2 separate regions of the Homo sapiens genome follow, and region 2 is linked to region 1. The links are chromatin contacts, found by Hi-C or POLR2A ChIA-PET in ENCODE. All regions are on one chromosome and are shown on one strand. The core of a region is the stretch at or near the end of the contact, and the rest is flanking DNA. Distances in the headings are between cores, read along the strand shown. Region 1 has its middle 200 kb from the start of MIR4422. Region 2 has its middle 240 kb from the start of MIR4422.

What was found. A loop is a pair of places that touch in the nucleus more often than their neighbours do. ChIA-PET counts read pairs that join two places held with the same protein, here RNA polymerase II (POLR2A).
Region 2: a loop to region 1 is called in a map of PC-9, with 4 times the contacts of the local background. The contact joins two enhancer-like sites. A Hi-C loop is called at or near these places in 3 of 168 maps with a recorded cell type or tissue (HCT116, PC-3 and PC-9). POLR2A ChIA-PET finds 5 or more read pairs at or near these places in 1 of 52 experiments (HepG2).

The regions. Positions count from the first base shown.
Region 1 is chr1:55,427,362-55,431,359 of GRCh38, reverse strand. No RefSeq gene overlaps it. Among named protein-coding and RNA genes, the nearest start is that of MIR4422, 200 kb to the right of the region's middle. RefSeq lists an enhancer at 1,469-2,668. Within about 2 kb of position 2,164, at least 13 of the 41 ENCODE cell types and tissues checked have a DNase peak (open chromatin) inside an H3K27ac peak, as active enhancers do.
Region 2 is chr1:55,464,679-55,468,676 of GRCh38, reverse strand. No RefSeq gene overlaps it. Among named protein-coding and RNA genes, the nearest start is that of MIR4422, 240 kb to the right of the region's middle. Within about 2 kb of position 2,141, at least 2 of the 41 ENCODE cell types and tissues checked have a DNase peak (open chromatin) inside an H3K27ac peak, as active enhancers do.

The sequences.
Region 1 (3,998 bases), core at 915-3,414:
TGGAAGCTTCGTCCCAGAGGGGCACCCACCAGATGCCAGCCAGAGCTCTCCTGTATGAGGTGTCTGTCAATCCCTGCTGGGAGGTGTCTCCCAGTCAGGAGGCACAGGGGTCAGGGACCCACTTGAGGGGGAAGTCTGTCCCTTAGCAGAGTTCAAGCACTGTGCTGGGAGATCTGCTGCTCTCTTCAGAGCCAACAGGCAGGAACGATGAAGCCTGCTAAGGCTGCGCCCACAGCCACCCCTTCCCCTAGGTGCTCTGTCCCAGGGAGATGGGAGTTTTATCTATAAGTCTCTGACTAGGGCTGCTGCCTTTCTTTCAGAGATGCCCTGCCCAGAGAGGAGGAATCTAGAGAGGCAGTCTGGCTACAGCAGTTTGGCAGTACTGCAGTGGGCTCCACCCAGTCCAAACTTCCCAGTGTCTTTGTTTACACTGTGAGGGGAAAACTGACTACTCAAGCCTCAGTGATGGCAGACGCCTCTACCCCCACCAAGCTCTAGTGTCACAGGTCAACTTCAGACTGCCGTGCTGGCAGTGAGAATTTCAAGCCAGTGGATCTTAGCTTGCTGGGCTCCATGGGGGTGGAACCCCCTGAGCATGACCGCTTGGTTCCCTGGCTTCAGCCCCCTTTCCAAGGGAGTGAACGGTTCTGTCTCGCTGGGATTCCAGGTGCCACTGGGCTATGAAAAAAAAATCTCCTGCGGCTAGCTCAGTGTCTGCCCAATTGGCTGCCCAGTTTTGTGCTTGAAACCCAGGGCCCTGGTGGTGTAGGCACCCGAGGGAATCTCCTGGTCTGTGGGTTGCAAAAACTGTGGGAAAAGTGTAGTATCTGGGCCGGATAGCACCATCTCTCATGGCACAGTCCCTCACAGCTTCCCTTGGCTAGGGGAGGGAATTCCCTGACCCCTTGCACTTCCCATGTGAGGCGATGCCCCACCCTGCTTTGGCTCGCCCTCCATGGGCTGCACCCACTGTCTAACCAGTCACAGTGAGATGAGCTGGGTACCTCACTTGGAAATGCAGACATTTCCTGCCTTCTATGTTGTTCTCACTGGGAGCTGCAGACCGGAACTGTTCTTATTCGGCCATCTTGCCAGATCCCACCCGCCTCCCGCACAATTTCAAAACAAAATGTAAATGCAGAAATCCTTCATGACACTGAAGTTGAGTCAAAGACCCCAACTGGTGATGCCCCTTCCCAGGCATCACAGACGGAGCCCTGTCTGCAGGGGATGGCTGCCCTGCCTAACAACTGAAACACTGGGGAGCCCAACTCCAGGCTGCTGAGCATAAGACTGAGAGTTCTGGGGTGGCTAGATCTTTTCCCTTTAAATCCTAATTACTGTACACCAGTGGGTCCCAATGTAGGATTAAACAAACATGTTTGACCACAAAAACCTATATTTCCTAACCTCGGGTGGGAAAGAGCGTGCCCAGCGGAAAGGTGTGATCCAACACACAACTGGGGAAACATTGCTGTATTGAAACCCAGAGCTGAGGCCAGAATCTTATCTGAACTGTCAACCATGCAGGGCTGTTCTGAGAATTCGATTAAATAACAGATATGAAGTTTGTGTCATATAGTATGTATTCAATATGCACCCATATGAAAATATGTGCCCTCCAGCACTTCTAAATCTTGCTAGGGGGTGAGTAGGCTGGGTGTTAATGTAGCCATTTCACAGATAAAGAAACTGGGGTTTGGAGAGATTAAATTACATGGTAATAGGGCACAGCTAGGAAGTGAGAGCCACCATGGCAGGAATTGACCTTGGCTTTTGGGCTCCAATTTCAATTAACCCAACTCACCACTTCCCAAAACAGTCAGCCTTGGTCTGGTCTTACTCACTCCACAAGCTAACATTTTACAAACACTGAGTCACAGCTTTCCCTCCCCTTGGGCTGCACCAACATACAGCATGGTCCATCACGGGCTCAGATCCCACCCTCTTCTGGGGCCCTTTATGGGAATGCACAAAGCCCAGACTTCCAGGAACAGAGTGAGTAGATAAGGCATCTACGCTGACCTAGCCTGATCCCATCAAGGGACCCGACCTGCGTGAGCTGGAGAGATCTATGACGCTGCCAAGGACCACATCAGAAAGACAATATTTGAAGAGTGAAAGGTTCTCCAAAGAATGGAAAATCCTTGGAGTGAGCGAGTGCCTGAGGTTCTTGAGGCATGACTCATGCTGGGTGGGCCAGGACATGAGCTGTAGATACCGGGTAAAAGAGGTAGCAAAATATTAATAGCAGAATGTCAGAGCTGGGAGGGATCTAGGAGATTGACTTTTCTGAGGTCACACAGATAATAAGGGGCAGCACTGAGACCTGAATCCAGATGCTCTCATTCATTCATTCATTCATTCAGTATTTACTGAGCACTTACTACAGGCCTGGAGGGAGATTAGGTACTAAGAATACAGCAGTAAACAAAACAAGCAGGCTTTCTGTCTTCCCCATAGCTGACTTTCCAGCAGGGAGGAAAGACAATTGAACAGACAATTGGTGAAAATGATGAGAAGTGCTCTGATGAGGTAGCACAGAGGAGAGTGGTCTCATTTGTCTGGCATCAAGAAAGGCCTCCTGGATTAAATCATTGCTCAGTTTAGAGCTAAAGACTAAAAAAAAACCCAGTGGAAGGGGATTTGGTAGAAGGGGAAGACTCCAGACAAAGAAGTCTCTACAGCTCAGGCACAGACTAGACCCTTATTTTGAAGCTGCATACAATATGGGTGCTTCCACACTCAAGAAGCATATGGTGCCCAAAGGAGCACAAGGAGGGACCCTCCATCTACAAGGAGGTGACAGCATCCGACTTGGATTTTAAACGATAAGTAGGATTTTAATAAGCACAGAAAAGGAGATGGATATTCCAAGGCTGAAGAGATAGCATGGGTAAAAGGCGTAGAAGAAGGGGAGCCTGTGCCAGGAATTGACCTTCCTGAAGGAGGTCAATAAATGTTTGTCCCAGCAACTGTCAGTGAAATCCTCCCAGCTGCAGATTCTCAACAGCCATTGCTTCAGTACAGCACAAAGAAAGGGAGGGCCCTGCATCACTGTCCACACTTGCTGCCCCATGCTGTCCCATGGCCGGCACAGCCACAGCAGCCTAGCAGCTAGCATCCATGGGCTCCCCAGTGTCCCCAACCCTAAAGACCCCAGTGGGCCAGGAAATAGAAGAAACACAATCTTTCAAGTAATTAATATCCCATGATAATGGGATAAACGGGGCAGATATGACGTCTAACAGAAGGATGAAAATTCTAATGCCCCATCCAGCCTCACAGATAACAAACACATTAAAGAAAGCAGTGCTAAAGATCAACAGCCTCAGTGATTGATTAGTGAAAATCAGGGTGGGGCTTTCTTGGGGGCACAAAGACAGTGCTGCTTCTAGTTCATGCCTCCATTTGCAAGGGCTGAAAGGGGAGAGAGCCAAACAAACCCACACGTTCATCTCTGGAGCTTTGAGACTGTGAGTCCAGGACACTCCTGAGCCCTCTGCACAACAGGCAAGGCATTTAAAAGAGACTTCTAGAAGAACAAACTGCAGCATTTGTATCTTGCGGTGCATTCCTGTGTGTCAACCTCCGTGATAGAATATTTATGAGCTGTGCTTGGTACAAAATATGGTGCCCAACCACTACAGAGGTGGAATGCTGAATTTCAGACTTTTTAAATAAATCTTTTCTGGACTTGTTTGCAGACTGAGATTGCAGTTTGTTTTTTAACTCGAATGCTATGCTTATGATACTAAAGAATTTAGTTTTAAATAAAAATTTGTATTGTACTTAAAACCATAATAATTACTAAGAGTTATTGAATGCTAAGTTTAGGTGATCTAGGCACAGCATTGCTAATGTTTACAACACCCCTGATAGATAGCCCTCCCCCGTACCCCCAGTTTTAGAGATGAATCCTGGAGGGGCTTAGAAACGGGTCTCTGTTTCCAAAGCCCATGTTCTTTCCATTAAGCAGTACAAGAGGAGGAGGTGGG
Region 2 (3,998 bases), core at 892-3,391, 37 kb before region 1:
AGTCCTAAATTGAAACAAGCTGGTTGCAATTGTGAGCGAGCCCAGCTCACACCAGCTGGGCCCTGCTCACAGCTTCAGAAAACGCTGTTTCATGTTCAGATGCAAATAACAATTTCCTATCTAGAGCATGCCCTGGACTGTGTTCCAATCTGAACGGGGAGGAGAGGGGAGCAGGGGCTCTGGAAAAACATTTGGCCTGGGCTGTCAGGATGAATTATGCGGCCCTGAAGCTTTCCCTGAATTCAGAGAATGGTCAGTGTTCTAAGAGAGGTGCAGAGAGCAGAAGAGTGATGTTCCCAGAGTCTCCAAGCCACTGTACCTACACCCCATCCCCACTGCCAACCGCCCAGACCAGCACTCGTGGCCTGATCCTAGAGGGCTGCCACAGCCTCTGAACTGGTCTTCCCACCTCTAGCAGTGTCCTCTCCAATACATCCCAAATGTCTGCTATCAGAGGGATTCAATCATTCATTCATTCATTCAAAAATTAGTTATTAGTTACCTACTTTGCTCCAGATACTATTGTAGGAACAGGGGATATGATAGGACCCACACAGAGGGGAAAACCCCTGTCCTTGGGAGGTTTATATCCTAATGAGCTTTCTCAAGCACAGTTCTCATCATGTCACTCCATTGCTCTTACTCAGAAGTCCTCAATGGCTGCCTATGGCAAACTGAATAAAAACTACTTCTTAATGCAGACTAGGCCCTCCAGGTTCCGACCTGAATCTGCCTGTCCAGTCTTAAGGTTTCATTTTTCACAGTTTATGATCCAGTCAGAAATCTGTTAAAAATCTACCTACGCTGTGAGATCCAGCTCCAATGCCATCGTCATGGAACCATCCATAATTCCTCCTTTTTTCATGTTCTCACAGCACTATCCCAGAAATTCACAGTGAGGAGGAATGGCAGAGATTATCCAAAACTCCAAATTTACATTTCATCAGTCCCATTCTCCCCAGGCCCCATTCTGTGTTAGGACTAATTAATTCATACTGTGGTAAATGTGACTCGGGTTCCTTGATGGGAGGGTTTAACTAAAACGTATTAAGGGTCTAACATGTGCCACACTCTGTTTCACACTTTTATTAATTTTATTTCTTCCCATTCTCTATTTTCTCCTGTTTACATGTAAGGAAACCAAACTCAGAGAGATGAGGTAATTTACCCAAAGTCACACAGCTAGGCGGTAATGGACTACCAATTCAAAGGCGGGTTGAATGGGCTCCGCTTTGCTCAGTGCCCATCATCATTCCTTCCCACCTGGAGCACACAAATCCTCTAGTATGCAGTGTCGTCCTTGGGGAGCGCCGGTGCAAAGGTACAAGATAAACACTGGGCATCTACCTGGGGCATCCTTTTCACATACTGGCAAGCCATGTAAATAGTATTTGATGTCAAGAATAGCCACATGAAAATAAAGCCAGCTGTTGCATATTATGGAATGGAATTTTAAGATTGCATGAATTTTAGGGATCAAATGCAAGCCTTCCAATCCACTTTGCACCACAGGAGGGCTGCTTTAGGCTGTGCTCCAGGCCTCTCAGCTGGTACCCATTCAGTCCCCTGGGCCATGAGGGCTACTTGGATAGAAAAGATAGTTTTCTAACCAATAGTTTTCACTATTGCAATTTCTTACTGAGCTGTGTATGCTCTTCCCCTCCTAAGAGCTGGGCCTTGCATGTAGCTGACGCCTTTGACTCATGATGCCTTAATGATGAGTTGATTCCTCTTCTTTCGTAGCATCTTCATCTGCCAGGGCCTTAGATGCCCTACCCTAAAGAAGGTGAGAATGTCAGTCATTGTCCCAAGTGATTGGAGAGGTTTACATTGTAGGAGCTGTGATGAGGAGAGGACTCCATGTCCTTCAAATGACTCCATTTTATATAATTTAGAATTGACTCTAGCTGGTATTGACTAAAAGCAAGGCTGGGTTTCCTGAATACAAATAAGCACTGGAGAACATGTGTTTTTGTTTTTGTTTCAATTATCTGGCAGGAACAACTCAAATATAATATATAGCACATGAGCCACCACACCCCTCATCTCCCTAACTCCCATGTCCTTGGCAAACTTGGCTAATTAGTCACAAACCTGTTTCTCCTAGATCTGACTTAACTTCAGGATCCTTCTCGACACAGCAGTTGGGCAGCTGTTACCAATGGGTCAGAGTTGGCACAAGAAACAAGTCTGTTTGCCTTCCTTGATCTAGAGCACAGTCCTTGAATGAAGGAGATGATTTCCATTCTTCCCAGAAGCATGCAATCTCCTTTACAAAACCCTTCTGTGACTCCACATTCCCTACAGGATAAAATCCACATTTCTTTCCTGATATTTAGGGCCCTTGCGCTCTGTCCCAGCCAGACTCCCCGGCTCTGCCTGTGGCACATCCACTCAGTGAGCCTCCACTGCAGCCACCAAACGTGCTCCCACCTGGCCACCTGCACTTCCACACCTTTGCATACCTGCTCCCTTGGCCTGGAGCAACTTCCTCCCTCCTTGTTTGGATCAGAGGCTCTGAAACTTAAGGGTACATGGAAAAACTGGTTAAATATAGATTGCTGTTTCCCCATACTCAGAGTTTCTGATTCACTAGGTCTGCAATGGGTCCCAAGAATTTACATTTCTCGCAATTTCCCAGGTGATGCTGGTGCTAATGGTCTAGGGGCCACACTTTGGAAACTATGGCTTTAGGTAACTCTGGCCTGCCTTTCAAAGTCAACTCAGGCTTCTTTTCCTCCAGGAAGCCCACCCTGACTGGCCCCATTTTATACTGTGTTAAGTACCTCTTATAAGCCCCCATATTCCCCTGTTATTTCTTCTGTGCTAGTACGTAAAGGGTTGTGTAGAAATTGTCTTTCAGTCTATCTATATCTCCTCTCAATTTAAGCTCATTGAGGACTCTAACTCAACTATGTCTTATTCATCTGCATATCCTTGGTACCTCACAAGTGCCCCATACATAGTAGAGGCTCACTAAATTTTGTTAAATGAATACAAACCCCAATGTAAGCACAGAGCAGATGGAACCAAATGTTAAGGAAATGCATGATATAAGAAAGAGGAATATTAGCACTGTGTGCCAATCCTTCCTTACCTGAAATACTGCCTCTGTCTCCTCCCCAGTCTCCAGTTCTCTAGTCTGAACACCTCCCTTCCATCTTCCACACTGACTCTGCCACAACATTGCTTAAAACTCTTCCACAATCCCATACAGCCATCAGAAAAAAAAAAGAAAAGGCCAAATTTCTCATCCCAGTATTCAAAGCTCTCAGGTCTGGGCCCCAACATAATTTTCCAACCTTATCCCCATACACGTTATGTTCTCAATAATCCCAGACTGCTTTATGCTCCTGTGCTATTTCCTTCACAAAGAAACTTCTTCACGCTTTTCTACCTGGAAAGCTTGTATTGTGCTTCAAGGTCCATATCAAATATCACCATCTCCATGGAGCCTTCCCTGATTGTCATAGGCCTAATAACTTACTCTCGTAGTACCGTATACTTCTCTTTGTTGTTAACACTTAGACAAGTAAACAATCCTCTCTCTTACCCAGGAAGCTCTCACTACTAGACTACGTGTTCCTGAAAGAAAGTCAGTTACCTCTATTTCTCTGGCTCTTACCAGATACCCTGATCTACGGTAGGCACTCAATGTCTGTTTTATCCATCTGACTTCTACCCTGAGGAATATAAAAGCAAACTTGGGTTTTATGAGCTCCAAGCTCCATCAAGATTCCTTCACCATGTCCACCTCAAAAAGACCATTTCACTTATATTAAAACCAGGGCAAATCTCTTTACAACCTGAAAAAAATCTGGCCCCTGCTTGTCTAATCCACAAGCCCAGTGAGATCCCTAGCTTCTTCTCAGTGGGACCAAAATATCCTTACGTCACCAAATCATCATCTGAGGAAAATATTATGAAATCTGCCTAACAAATGGCATGGCCTCACTGTCCTTCCCACAGATTTGGGTGAAGAACAGAAGCTCAAGAGG